Regions from separate parts of the Homo sapiens genome. Here region 2 is linked to region 1. A link is a contact called in ENCODE Hi-C or POLR2A ChIA-PET data. All regions are on one chromosome and are shown on one strand. The core of a region is the stretch at or near the end of the contact, and the rest is flanking DNA. Distances in the headings are between cores, read along the strand shown.

Region 1 (6,528 bases), core at 1-2,500:
GGAAAACATGATGTTACTGTAATCATAGTACCTCTAGGGCATTATAGTAAGAAACTGCTTCTTTCTCTCGCTCCTCTTTTTCCTCTTTAAGCCGGTCTACCTGGCGCATTAGGTTAGTAATAAGAAGTTCTAGCTGTTCTTGTCTGTATTGTAGTTCATTCACTTCTTCTTTGAGGGTGGTCTATTTAACAGGAATTGAAAAGGAGGAAATTCTCTTGAATAATCTTTCATTTGGCAGCTGCTCAGTTTATCTCAGTTGTGGTTCACATCCAAAATTAAAACTAAAGAACCAGTCAAAAGTTGTCAGGTACATTCTAAAATAATAGAAATTACTATTACTGTTAAATTTTTCAACAAGGAAACAAATGGCTTTAGAGACTGCCCTTTTTCCTCTATCAATTTCAGGCTTTAATTTTTAATTAACCTTAGCTTTCAATGAAAAAACCAAGTTCACATGCATTTCAACTTCCACTGAGCCAACGTTTTACACTGGGCTCTTACGATAAAATCTGGGATCAGAGTATATGCCTCTAAATTCTTCCAGACGTTTCATTAATCTAAGAGAAAGGCTGCCTTACATAATCATATAGTCTAAAGCTATATTATGAATGAAGTCATCCACCTAAAAAAAACCCATTTTTTAATTAGTTAGATGCAAGTTAGGTCAAAAAATGTTTCAGCCTTCAAACTAGCTCTTAAGAATTATTACCAAAACATGTAAAAATATGCCAGAAAAAAAAAGAGAAAACCCTGAGAAACACATGCCATAAAAATTACCTTCATACTCTCCATTTCTGTCAGCTCAATTTGAAGAGCCAGCATCTCTGAAGACATGCTTTCCTGCACACGTTCAGACATTACGCGCAGTTCCTCTGATTTACAAGAGAGGAGTTCCTTCTGATGATCTACTTGGTGCTTCAGCTGCTTTTCACTAAGCCTGGCTTCATCTAATTCCACTTTCAGTTTTTCTATCTAAAGCCAAAAAAAAAAAAGTCATAAATTGAAAGTTATTTTCTTTCTAAAAACAATCACTGATTGAACTGATTGAACCAAACTTACTGAATGATGATACTATTGGAGTTTCCTATTTGCCCAAGGTTAGGCATCTTTTAACAGCTAGTGACACACCTTGTTTAATAAACATAGAAATAATCCATGAGTAATCGGGGTGGGTCTGGATGCCTCAGAAGCAATCTGGAGGCACTATGATGCGGACCACTTGGCTACTGTGTGAAGAATGACTGGCATGAAGAGAAACAATGGAAGCAAGCAACCTGGTCAGAAGGCTACAGCAGTAGTCCAGGAAAGAGATGATGAAGGTCTGGATTGGAGTGGCAGTAGCGTCATAGATGTTTTGTAGGTCAAGTTCTTAGAACTTGATGAATTAAATGTGAAAAATAAGAGAAGAAAAGGTATTAAAAAAATCCAAATTTTGGCATAAGTGATTTGAGAAAATCAGTAAAACAAAATATTTCACTAATGTACTCTTTGCTCCACCAAAAAAAAAAAAAAAAAAAAAAGCCATCTCTATAATTAGCCTTACCTCAGTCCTGAATACTCCCTTTATTACTCTTTTTTGTTTAGGTGATGAAAACTATTGCAAAAATAAAAATAACAACCAGAGGGGGAAGAAAGCACATCATTATCAGTCATTAGGGCCTCAAATCCGACTAGTTTCAGACAAGCTGGATGATATTATCTGTCAGAGTGGTATGCAAGATGATTATATATTACATGAAGGTATATTTAGATAGCTATGTTTGTTTTAGTGTATACTGGGAAAAAATAAGCAAGCTTAAATATGTAATTTTGGCCAGGCGCAGTGGCTCAGGCCTGTAATCCCAGCACTTTGCGAGGCTGAAGTGGGCGGATCACGAGGTCAGGAGTTAGAGACCAGCCTGACCAACATGGTGAAACCCTGTCTCTATTAAAATACAAAAATTAGCTGGGCGTGGTGGCGCACACCTGTAATCCCAGCCACTTAGGAGCCTGAGGCAGGAGAATCGTTTGAACCCGGGAGGCAGAGGTTGCAGGTGAGCCGAGATCATGCCACTGCACTCCAGCCTGGGCGACAGTGTGAGACTCTGCCTCAAAAAAAAAAAAAAAAAAAAGGAAAAAAAAATACTTTCATTGATGTTTCTTAAAATCAGTAAACATTAAAAGAGAGTCAATGAGAAATTAAGTAATAGTATAGGTGGTATACAGAAAAAGAAAAATCTTAGAGGCTGCTATACAAGAAGCTGAAAATTGGGTAACAGACTTCTGAGAAAGGAGGACAAAAGTCAGGCAAGTTTTGGTAGACAGTGTCTGGAAAAGTCAGAGTATAGACTATACACAAAGCAGATCCATGATAAAAAGTTCTGGATTCCTCAGAAGCAACCTGAAAGCACTGGCTAGCTGGGAAAAGGGAAAACCACTGACCAATCATTTATCTTGCGTTTATGTTTGAAATGGAGCCAGTGTAACATGCTGTTAGACTATGTAGTGATTCAGTAACACAGCCTTTGGAGTCAGACAGCCTCAGTTCAAACCTAGATGGAGAATTTCTAGTTCTTGAATTGTGTCCAATTTACTCAGTCTGTCTAAACACTGGCTCTTTCATCTGGTATATGGAAATGATAATGGTACCTTTCCACAATATTATTGTAAGAACTGGAGCACATGTATTAGTTTATCCTCAGTAAACAAACTATAAAGTGTCATTTGTAATGCACATTAACTAGTAAGAAACTACTGGTCTGTTTTACAGAATTACAAAGCATACCACTGACTGCAGGGAAGGCTAGGAGACGAGGCTTTCTGCAAGGGGCTGCTGTACCCACTATCAGCAAGGAGGCCATGCTAGTCACTAAACTAAACCTTCACAAATATCCAGCAACCAAAATTAAATAATTGTATTTAATTAATAGGATATAATTTATACAAGTCCCTTAGACAAACTCTTGTATCTCAGTGTTCCCACCCCCAATATTAAGATAATGAAGACTTAGATCTTGGCTATTTTGCAAAGCTGACACTTAAGAAAATCTTTATCATCTAAAGTTTACAGATGGCTGCATAAATATGGAATATTTTGTGCTGAAATACGCAGATATCCCAACCTTAGTTTTTAGTTCATTCACTTCCTGTCCATGGCTTCTGCTTAGTTGTTCTTCCAATTTCTCCAGGTGCATTTTTTGTTGTTGTTTAATAGCTTCACATTCGCAGCTCAAACTTTCTAACATTCGACTCTTGAGTTCAACTTCTCTTTGAAGGGTATATTTTTCTTGTTCATAACTCTGAAAACAGATTCAATTACAATTCAATTACATAAAAATAGCCTAAAGCCATTACATACAATCAGTTTTCAACTTCAATTGTTTCATTCTTATTTCAAGCATTTGCTGCTTTCCAAATAACGAAGACATGTTAAACCTGGAATAACTTTGTAGTTAATCAGTCTTAATAAACCCCTGAGGTGTATTTCGAAACTATGTTAAACCCATGCAAGGGATACCTTACTGCTTCTGTGCCTTGTCAAGGAAGTAAAATGTGCTCCATGGTATGTCAACACGTCAAGTCAAGTAATCTCTGCTAACAACAAAAAAAGATTTAACAGCACTTAAGCTTTCCTCATGAGAATTATTAGTTTGATAATGAGATGCTCTACTTGTAGCTCTGAACACAATGTAGTAGTAATAATAGTTGAAAAAAAAGAAATACTGAATTAGCCTTTACTTTCAGAATGTAGTCATCTGAGAAATGTCACAAAAGGTCTATCAGAATGAATGCAGAGCTGAGACAAAAGGAGTAATTAAAAGGGCTTTTGCTTACTCACAGGGAAGTTTAGACATTAAAAATGTTACAAGTACGAACTCCTTCAAGAGGCTTTAAAAAATGATAAAATATTCCCCTCAAAAACCATTTTATTTTAAAGGAAGACAAAGAGTATTAACTGTTAAACACTGAAATTTGACAAGTTATGACTCAAAATGATTAAGTATAACAGTTTTATTTTCTATTAGTGATATTTGTAATCTTTACTTTGCCTTTATGACTTTGCACTCAGTTCTTGGTTTACAACAGTACTATGTAGAAACACAAAGGTTGCCATCACTAGTTATTTTTACCTGCTACAGATATTTTTTACCTGCCATATTTACAATGTTGAGATTCAAGTTTAAATATGTTACTGAGCATTTGCTAAATTACCCAGATTTATTCATTCATTCTTTTAAGAAATAATCGTGTGGCAGGCATTCAGGATAGTGAACAAGGCATACAAAATTCCCTCTCTCATGGAGTTTATAATCTAGAGATAATTAGCAATGCAGATAATTAAGAGTGGAATCAGGGCCGGGCACAACGGCTCATGCCTGTAATCCCAGCACTTCGGCAGGCAGATTACGTGAAGCCAGGAGTTCAAGACCAGCCTGGTCAACATGGTGAAACCCCATCTCTACTAAAAACACAAAAATTAGCCGGATGTGGTGGCACACATCTGTAACCCCGAGCTACTCGGAAGGCTGAGGTAGGAGAATCTCTTGAACCCAGGAGGTGGAGGATGCAGTGAGCCAAGATTGCGCCACTGCACTCCAGCCTGGGCGACAGAGTGAGACCCTGTTTCAAAAAAAAAAAAGAAAAAAGAAAAAAAAAGTGAATCAGGGCAACTTTACATTACATAGTAAGGGCTGACCTCTCCGCTGAAGTGACATTTAAATGAAAGCTGAAATCTGAGGACTCAACCCAAGAGCAGTGAGGGGTAAACAACTCAAAAAAAAAAAAAAGGCAATAGCTGGTGTAAAGCCCATAAGGGAGGACCAGTATAGTCAAGAACAAGGCAAAGCAGTTTGAGGTGAGGTCAGAAGCTTGGCAGGGGTCAGGTCACATAGGGATCTACAAACCCAAGGATGGAGCTCAGATTTTGTTGTAAATAAAATCAGAAGCTGTTGTATGGTTTTTAGCAGGGCTGTGGCATGACCTTTGGTGTGTTATTCCACGACCACTTAGACGCTGAGTGAAGAATGAATGGCATGAATGGCAACAATGGAAGCAGGCAACCCGGCCAGAAGGCTACAATACTTGTCTAGGAGTGATGATGGTGATCTGGACTACAGTGCCAGTAGCAAAGATACATGCTTTGTAGTCTAGTTCTTAGAACTTATTAATGAGTGAAATGTGAGAAATAAAGGGAAGATATTGACTAAAAGTTCTAGATTTTTGGTATATAAAGAAACCAAAAATATACCAAAAATCTTTGGTATATAAAGATTTTTGGTGTTCAAGAAACTGAATGCTATTATATTTACTAAATAAGCTAAAAAAAATCGTAAAAGAATATTTGGTTAACGGACAGGGAATCCACTCTTCTGTCTGTGTTAAGTTTGAGAAGTCTATTAGTGGGCAGTTGAACACAAACCTAGATTTCATGGGGGAACTAAGGGCTTGGTGTAGTGTCATGGGGCACTTAGATGTTTAGAGGTCTAAAACAAGTGAGGTCTTCTAGGAAGTGTGCAGACAAAGCAAAATCTGGTAGTAAATGTGGCAAAGAGAGTAATGATAACTTGATCTTTCAAACTCTGAATACACTAGGGTGGAAAGAATAACAGGAATTCATTTAGTTCATTCTTTTTTAACAGGGACGGGGCAGGGCGGGAACTAGATCTAAAATCTTCAGAAAAGAATAAACTACTACTACTATTAATTGCTAAACAGGACAAATCTTCAATAGCTAAGCACACTCTTGCAGACAGAGGAGTCCAGAGTCCTACCTCAGTCATGGTCATCATTTCATTACGACATTTATCCAATTGATTCTGTAATTCATTTTGACTCTCTACTAGTTGTAAACCATACTGTGCAGCTTTTAGTCGCTCTTCTTCAGCCTCTTTGAGCCTGCATCGAAGATTTGTGATTATATCTGCCTCCATGTTCTTTTCTTTTTTTTAGCCAACTGTAAATAGAGGAAATAAAACTACTTAAGCTTATACAAAAAACTCCATGCAATAATATCAATAACAGAAGAAACATATCTACTCAATACTACTGTCGTATAAAAACATTAAAATTTTCTTCCTGACTAATAAGTAGTCAAATTTGCATTCTTGTTCCAAGAGCAAGAACTGTTCTGACAATTCTGTTACTGATTTGGGATCAAAAATTAAAGAGTGGAATAGAATACATTTAATTTTGCTTCTAAACAGTTCACCATCAGAAAACTGTTCAGTTGTTGTATGCTAAGCTTCCAATATGTTAAGGTAAGTTTGGTCTCATAATTGGACCACTATCCATATAATCAAAATTAAGGGAATAACAAAAAAGTAATCAAGAAACCTCATAGTAGCAGGTATGGTGGCTCATGCTTGTAATCCCAGCAACTGGGGAGGATTACTTGAGGCCAGGAATTCGAGACCAGCCTGAACAACATAGCAAGACTCCATCTCAATCAATCAATCAATAGAAATAAGGTGGGGATGGTGGCAAGCCCCCGTAGTCCTAGCTACTTGGGAGGCTAAGGAAGGAAAATTGATGGAGTTAGAGGCTTCAGTG
Region 2 (7,108 bases), core at 1,944-4,443, 1.0 Mb before region 1:
TGTCGTGGAGAAGAAATGGTACTTTGTATTCTGAAAACCTCCTCCCTGGGCAAACAGACTATTCCCTGTAAGACAACTGTTTTATATCTCCGGTTGTAATTCTCTCCTGCATCTTATTTACTCTCTCACCTACCTCGAAGGAAAAGTAAGTGTGCAATAGATGCAATCACTTTAATTTTCTCTGCCATTCACTGCACAGAGAATGGGTTAGATCTGCATTCCCTGGAGGATCTCTGCAGAACTGTAGGTGGGTCATAAAAAAAGAATCCTTCATTCAATTTAGTTTGGGGAACAGGGCTACAAAAGTTAGCCCAGAGTTTTTTCCTGCAGGACATTTCAGAGCCTTTGATATGCTAATGAGCAGTGAGACTCTTTAAGAGCAGATGGTGCTTTTAGGACCCTGGAGGCCCCATTGCAGGAGATCTTTTAGGGAATTGAGCAGAACCAGCTTTGGGAAAGTGCTGTGAACACTATCTCTAGAAGGGCCTGGACCCCCTCTGTCTGCTGTAATTTGTAAGGCTGGTGGCTTAAGATCACTTAGAGTCTGGAGGGTGAGGTCCCTCAGTGGGCAGCAGGCAGCAGCAGCCAGGGACATATGGAAGCCAGAAGATCACGGTGCATTGTCTGGAGGGGTCAAAACCTGACAGTGGTCCAGCTTTCCACTACCCATCTTAACCTGCCGGCTCAAAGAGATCTTGCTTATCCGGCCTTTTTGTCTTTGTTTCTGCTGTGTCCCTATCTGGGATGCCTTCATGCCTTCTCTCCTCTCCACCCTTCTTGTCCACAATGCCCCAGTCTGAGTGCTGACGCTTTGCAGGGAAGGCCTGTTATCTTGTAATGCTACCTTGTCTTCCCCTCCAGACCTGGGGTCTTCATTGCAGGGACCCTGTGTTCCTATTTTAGCTCAGAGAAAATATTTGTTACACATTCACTAGGTACCAGATTCTGGGCCCTAGAGATACCAAGACAAATAAGACATGGACCCTGGCCAGAAAGAGTGTGCTGCTTGGTGGAGGCGACAGATTAGAAATCCCAGTTACAACTCAGTGTCATAACTGGGGTGATGAACAGGGAAAATCAAAGAGCAGAGGTGGGCAGAGGGGACCCTAGCCCAGCTCAGGGACATCCAGGAAGGCTGAATTCCAGAGGACATTCAATCCAAGCAGTGGCACAAGGCAGAAGTAGGAGTTAGCCAAGTGAAGGCAGGTGTATGGAAGCATGTTCCAGGCAGATGGAATAGCCTGGGCGAAGGTCTAGAGGCAAGAGAGAACATGCAGGTTTAAGAAACTGGATGAAGGTGCAGTGTGGCTTCCTTTGGGGCAGCATGGAGGGTCCGAAACTGATGAGTGCCAGATTGAGTATCTAAGGAGGATGCTGAAGAGGAGAGCATGGAACCCCACCTCTTTCACATTACAGAAGGAAACTTGGGCCAGAGAGAGGTGGGCTCTCATGGTGAGCACACAGACGTGAACGCAGAGATGCCGCCATCCTTACCCAGCCCCTGCAAGGCCTTCCTTCCAACCTGACTCTGAACAAGAAATTATTTCAAAATGAGAAGCATGCTCCAGACTGAAGGCCTGTGTCCTGGCCACTGTCCTATCTGTCGAGACAGTCATTATCCACCTTAACTACGATGATGTGAAGCTCCACGGAGATGGGATGCCTTTTCCCTTTGATCCCTGATGAATCCCAAGGCCCACCTCAGTGTGCCTGGCCCAGGGTAGGTGCTCAGAAAACATTGTTGACTAAATAAATAAATGAAGAAAACAGTTATGAGTACCAGGCCCTTCTACATTTATGATCATCTTACCAATTCTCAAAACTACCCTATGGAATAAAAACTGTTATTCTCAATTTTTGGGGAGGCTCAGAGAAGTGAGTGATTTGAGCCTATAAGGGTTCCATCATCAGCCATTGGAAAAGCCAGGATTTGAATCCAAATGTGCAGATTCCCACTACTCCATATTTAAAGCCCTATCAAGTAGACATGACATTTCTCAAAAGGCTGCCCCCTGTGAAAGTGGTCTTGTTCCCAAACATCTCAGTCCTGCCTCTTCCAAGGCTGATGCAACTCTCGCCTTTCTGGAGGAAAAATAATAGTAAAACAACAACAAACCCAGCTACTGTTTATTATAGGAAGCACTCACTATGTGCCAGATGCGTGCCAGGACATTACTTGTACCAACTCAATTAATCCTTACAACAACCTTATTATGTAAGTACTATTAGTATTAGTGCTTTATGTGTCAAACGCCATTTGACACATAAAGAAACTGAGGCAATTTAAGTAGTTCCAGGTCCCAGTGTATGAGTGGTGAGGTCTGAATGCAAGGACAGCAGCTGGGCTTAGAGCCTGTAATCCTCTGTTACCATGGCAAGTGGAGGGTACCAGGTGCCAGGGAGTCTTCCTTGCCCTTTGCCAGCTTTAACCTGGTGGAAAAGCCCAGGCTGCTGGGATTCTCCCTGCAAGGAACTAGCAAGATCGGGATTGTGACGGTGATGAGCCTTTTCCTAGGACAGACAATTAATCAGGAGTATTAATGAAAATGCCAGCTCCATGATTGCAGAAACTTAAGTATTTTATTGGGAACTGAACTCAGGCCATTAAAATGTTATCACAGGCTTGTCAGTCTGCGTTCCGTGTGCTTCTGCGAAGGAGCCACGGTCTTAATGAAACTGTTTGGTGCTTTTGGAGCTGACGGTTCCTGAGTGTGCTCTGCCAGGAAAGGTGATTCACCACAGTAGCTACGTGCCCAGGCTGTGGGAAAGTGGCTTTCATGTTCTGTTTTTTCCTTTTTTTGTTTTTTGATTTTTGAGATGGAATCCCACTCTGTCGCCCAGGCTGGAGTGCAGTGGCGCGATCTTGGCGCACTGCAAACTCCACCTCCCGGGTTCAAGTGATTCTCCTGCCTCAGCCTCCCGAGTAGCTGGGATTACAGGCGCCTACCACCACGCCCAGCTATTTTTTGTATTTTTAGTAAAGATGGGGTTTCGCCATTTGGCCAGGTTGGCCTTGAACTCCTGACCTCAGGTGATTCACCCGCCTTGGCCTCCCAAAGTGCTGAGACAACAGGAGTGAGTCACTGCACCCGGCCCATGTTCTGTTTTGCTTTAACCATCTGTGAAGCTCCTACCTTACAGCACGCACTGAGAGGGGGTGTAAACAACAGAGAAACAGGCCTTGCCCTCAAGGAGGAATCAAATACATAAAGATGGTAATGTGGATGTGCAGGAATGCAGTGATGTTAGAAAGCTCAACTCCAGCTGAAGGTGGATGGGAGGCTTCTGGGAAGAGACAAAACAATGCAAAGAGCATTTGTTTCCTGGTGAGTTGCTTCTCTCCCTCCAAATCTGATAGGGCTGATTGCAGAAAATGGTTATCTGAAGGTTTAGTGTACAACAGGCATTCTCAACGGGGGAGAGAATTGGTTCTTGTGGGAATGCACGTGTGAAAAAATCCCCTTTTTACGTTTAAAAAACAGATTTTGCATAAAGTATGTAAACAGAGAATATATTTCTGGTATTAAAATTTCATGGTTGGTTGGGGTGATTAAGAACAAAAAGTCTCAAAAGGCAATGATGAAAATGAAGTTGAGATCACTGGCAAGCTGCCAACACTTAGAAGATGGCACCACTGGAATGCATGTGTCCTCCTGGCCATCTGGCAGATAAGAAACTGCATGAATTATAGCCCCTAGTGAGGAGGGGGCCCTGAAGCCTCAGACAGCTTCCACTGCCTGCCGAATGGGCTGACTGTGTTTACAGCATTCCTTTTCTCCCAACCCGGACCAGTAGCATCCTGTCAATGGCCCCATCTGCAGGGAATCAGGCTTTCCTCCTGGCTGCGGCAATATTTAGGAAGATGATTAGGGCAATTCCCAGGACAGGCAGTCCTTCCTCGCCAGCTGTTCCCATCTGCTTTGTGACACAGCCAGATGAACCATGCCTCCCCGAGGGACACATCCTCAACAATTGTGTTTCCAGGGACTTGTTGGTGGCTATGCAGGAATTGAACACTTCACTTCATCACCTCCCCAGTAGACACCGGAGCTGGGGCCATCTCTTGTTGAACTTATTCTGTTCAGGCTGGAAGCCACTGATGCATTCATGCTTGTTCCCTCTCCAGGGCCACAAAGAGCCAGCCACACAGACACCAAGTGGCCCCTGTGAAGGATTCACATGACACAACAATACCCATGTTTGGGCCTTGAGTTCCCTTTTTAAGAAGCTCTTTGTCATCCTTCGTGGTCTAATATGACCTTTTTTTCTGACACTTCTTTATAAATTTAGTTATTTATTTTATTAGTAAGAACAGGCTAGGATCTGTGACAGTAACAACCCCCAAATCTCAATGACTTAAAATACAAAGGTACATTTCCAGCTCCCGGCCCTCCCCGCCTCCTTTTCTTCCCTTCTCTTCTTCCTCCTTTCCCTGTGGTCTCCCCAACTATTTCTCTCCCTCCCATCTCCTTCAGGTTCAAATCTTGGCTCTCTCACTTATTAGCTGTGTAGTTTTGGACATATCACTTTATTATTTTCATGCCTCTGTTGCTTAATCTTTCAAGTAGGGGGCATTAATAGTACCTATTAATGGAGTTTTGGGAAGCTAAATAAATTAGTGCATATAAAGTCCTCAAATCACACTTGACATAAAATAAGCACTCAATTAATGTTTTGTCTAATTATTAGCTATTTTACTCTGTCTCCAGGGAAGGGATGTGACAATGAATTAAATAGGCTTTCCCCTCACAGGCTCAATGGATGGAGCGATGGACACACACAGGTAGTGGCAGGGATCCATGCAAAACCGGTGGGAGGCGAGATGAGGAATCCAGCAAGAGGCAGAGAAGGCCAAACATGGAGAGAGATTTAAGCTGGAATTTCAGGGAAACACAGGCATATGCCAGGTGGAGACAGGGTGGAAGGGCATTGGGAACAAAGGGATCAGCTTCTGGGGATGTCTTCAACAGAGGAGAGGCACGTTCAGGTGTGAGTTCTAGAAAAATGTGCTATGCTGGGTGTGTGTATGTGAAGAGCGGATGGGACCAGGACTTAGCCCTGGGGCGCAGAGGAACCTTCAGGAGGCTATTGCCACAATCCAGGGAGAGAGGAGAGACCTGGGGGAAGGAACCAGCGGGCCCTATAGATTGACTGGGTCTTGGGAGGGGGTGAGGAGTCCACTAGAGGTTTCTAGCCTGCCCCACTTGGGGGAAGGGCAGGACACACGGCCATTATCTGAAAGAAGATACAGCATGGGTCAAATTGAGTTCTCTGAATTACAGCCGGCCACATTTGCTAAAAGCCCAGCCTCACATTGTCAGGCTGGAGCAGGGCGATCCGTCTGTTCTCCTCCTGCCACCATGACAACGGGACTCCACTCCATTAAACCAATTTACTCCATCTTCCTAGACTCAGGAAAATGGGAGCGAGCTCTGGGGAGGCCTTCTGATTCCTGACCTCTGGCTCACCCTGGGAAGCACTGCCTCTTCAGCCTGCGGGCAGAAGACTGGCTGGCTGTCACTCTCCCAAGCTGTTGATGAGGTTTCAGCCATAGGCTCTGGATCCTCCTCTCTAGTCATCCCCATTAGTCTCCGAAAGGGAGCCGCCAGGAGAGCAAGTGCCTCTTACTGGTGATGGCTTAGTTACGCTAATTGCACTTAATTTCTCTGTGCTGTGCCCAGCAGGGGCCTGCTGAGAGCTTGCTAGGCATTTTGCACAGCTGGCTGGCCCTGGAAACCAAGGCATGTGGCTAGGGAGGAAATTTGGAAAAGGGAAGGGATGGGAGAGTGGCCTAGAGTGGGACCCACTCCATGTGGGGTGTTTTCTGGCCCCTCGTGCGTGCAAGCCTTCAATGTTGTCATTGGGTGTCTGTCTGTCTGGTTTCCCCGTGGGCCATGAGCTCGCTGGTTGCAGAGAATCTCTTGTGGACATGATGTGTCTGGCACATATGGAAACCTGACAGGGTAGACAGTTAAGTGCTTGTGGATTAATCGAGGTGTGGGGCCATTATTCACTTGAACATGAACTCCAGGAGGAAAAGTACTTCTGTCTATTTCATTCACTGCTGCATATTCAGCACCTAGGCCAGTGCCTGGCTCGTGTTCAGTTAATATATATTAACAGAATGAATGAACAAATCCTCCCTTCCAGCACTTTGCACAATAGGTGTGGTAGACTGTCATTCAGTAGCGATTCTCCCTTCTCTCTCTGTCCTTCCCAGCCCCACTGCCTGTGGGCTTGGCTGTGTGACTTGCTTTGACCAATATGATGATTAGGAAACCAGGCCTGACTCCAAAGTTCCTGCTCTTTCCTCTGAAAACGATTAGGTCAGGAAGAGGTTACCCTTTGAGGAAGGTGGAGTGGGCTTGGGAGGTGTTGGGAGGTGGGTGTGCCGGGTTCCTGGCAGGCAGCCAAGGCTATGGACTCCAGGAGAGAGGGAAGGCTAGAGAGACACATGCTGTCTGTGTCTTCGACCCTGAGTGGATGTATGTGATACCTCCTTGCAAGGGCTATGTGGATGATTCCACATCTTCTGACCTTTTCCTGCTCTAATCAATTAACCCTAAGCTCTCTGCCATACCCCTCTGGACCTTGGCTGCACTTCGTAGTGTGGTACTTTTCATGGGAATTGACCTCACCTTTCGAAGATGCTGTGGGGCCCAGGGGAGAGAAATGAGCAGCACCAAATGTGAGTATTTGTTCTGCTTAGCTCTTTGGGTCCAGGGCAAGCCAAGTCCCTCTTGTAGCCTGGACTCTCACAGCTATAAACTAGGGGCTTGAACCAGATACATTCTAAGCATCTGTCCTGCTCTAGTTCTAAAAACTGATGCACCTGCTTCCTTCCTGCCCAGCTGGGGCTAAAAAATCAGAGACTAGAATTGCAATATGAGAAAATATCTGCAAGATCCTCAAGAAACACTTGATGAATTTGAGTGCCACTGTCAAGCCAGAAGGCCTGGAATCAAATCCTGGCTTTGGCACTTAATACCTGTGTGACTTTTGAAAAGTCAGTTCATTTTGGGGGGAACTCAGTTTCCTGATGCAGAAAATGGGTAATAATAACTACAGTGCAGAGCTGTTTAAAGGCAAATGATATAAGTGAAAGAAC

The links. Hi-C counts contacts between places; a loop is a spot of excess contacts on that map. ChIA-PET counts read pairs that join two places held with the same protein, here RNA polymerase II (POLR2A).
Region 2: a map with no recorded cell type shows a loop between it and region 1 (6-fold over the local background). The contact joins two enhancer-like sites. A Hi-C loop is called at or near these places in 1 of 37 single-sample maps with no recorded cell type. POLR2A ChIA-PET finds 5 or more read pairs at or near these places in 1 of 52 experiments (H1).

Annotation. Positions count from the first base shown.
Region 1 is chr5:169,587,798-169,594,325 of GRCh38, reverse strand. SPDL1 (spindle apparatus coiled-coil protein 1) reads right to left here. Exons shown (of 12, transcript NM_017785.5): 2 at 5,751-5,932; 3 at 3,102-3,278; 4 at 778-972; 5 at 32-181. The coding sequence starts at 5,909. Among named protein-coding and RNA genes, the nearest start is that of SPDL1, 7.3 kb to the right of the region's middle. Within about 2 kb of position 1,250, at least 2 of the 41 ENCODE cell types and tissues checked have a DNase peak (open chromatin) inside an H3K27ac peak, as active enhancers do.
Region 2 is chr5:170,610,921-170,618,028 of GRCh38, reverse strand. The region is part of intron 1 of KCNIP1 (potassium voltage-gated channel interacting protein 1); the gene reads right to left. Among named protein-coding and RNA genes, the nearest start is that of KCNIP1-AS1, 67 kb to the left of the region's middle. RefSeq lists an enhancer at 5,532-6,268. Within about 2 kb of position 3,193, at least 3 of the 41 ENCODE cell types and tissues checked have a DNase peak (open chromatin) inside an H3K27ac peak, as active enhancers do.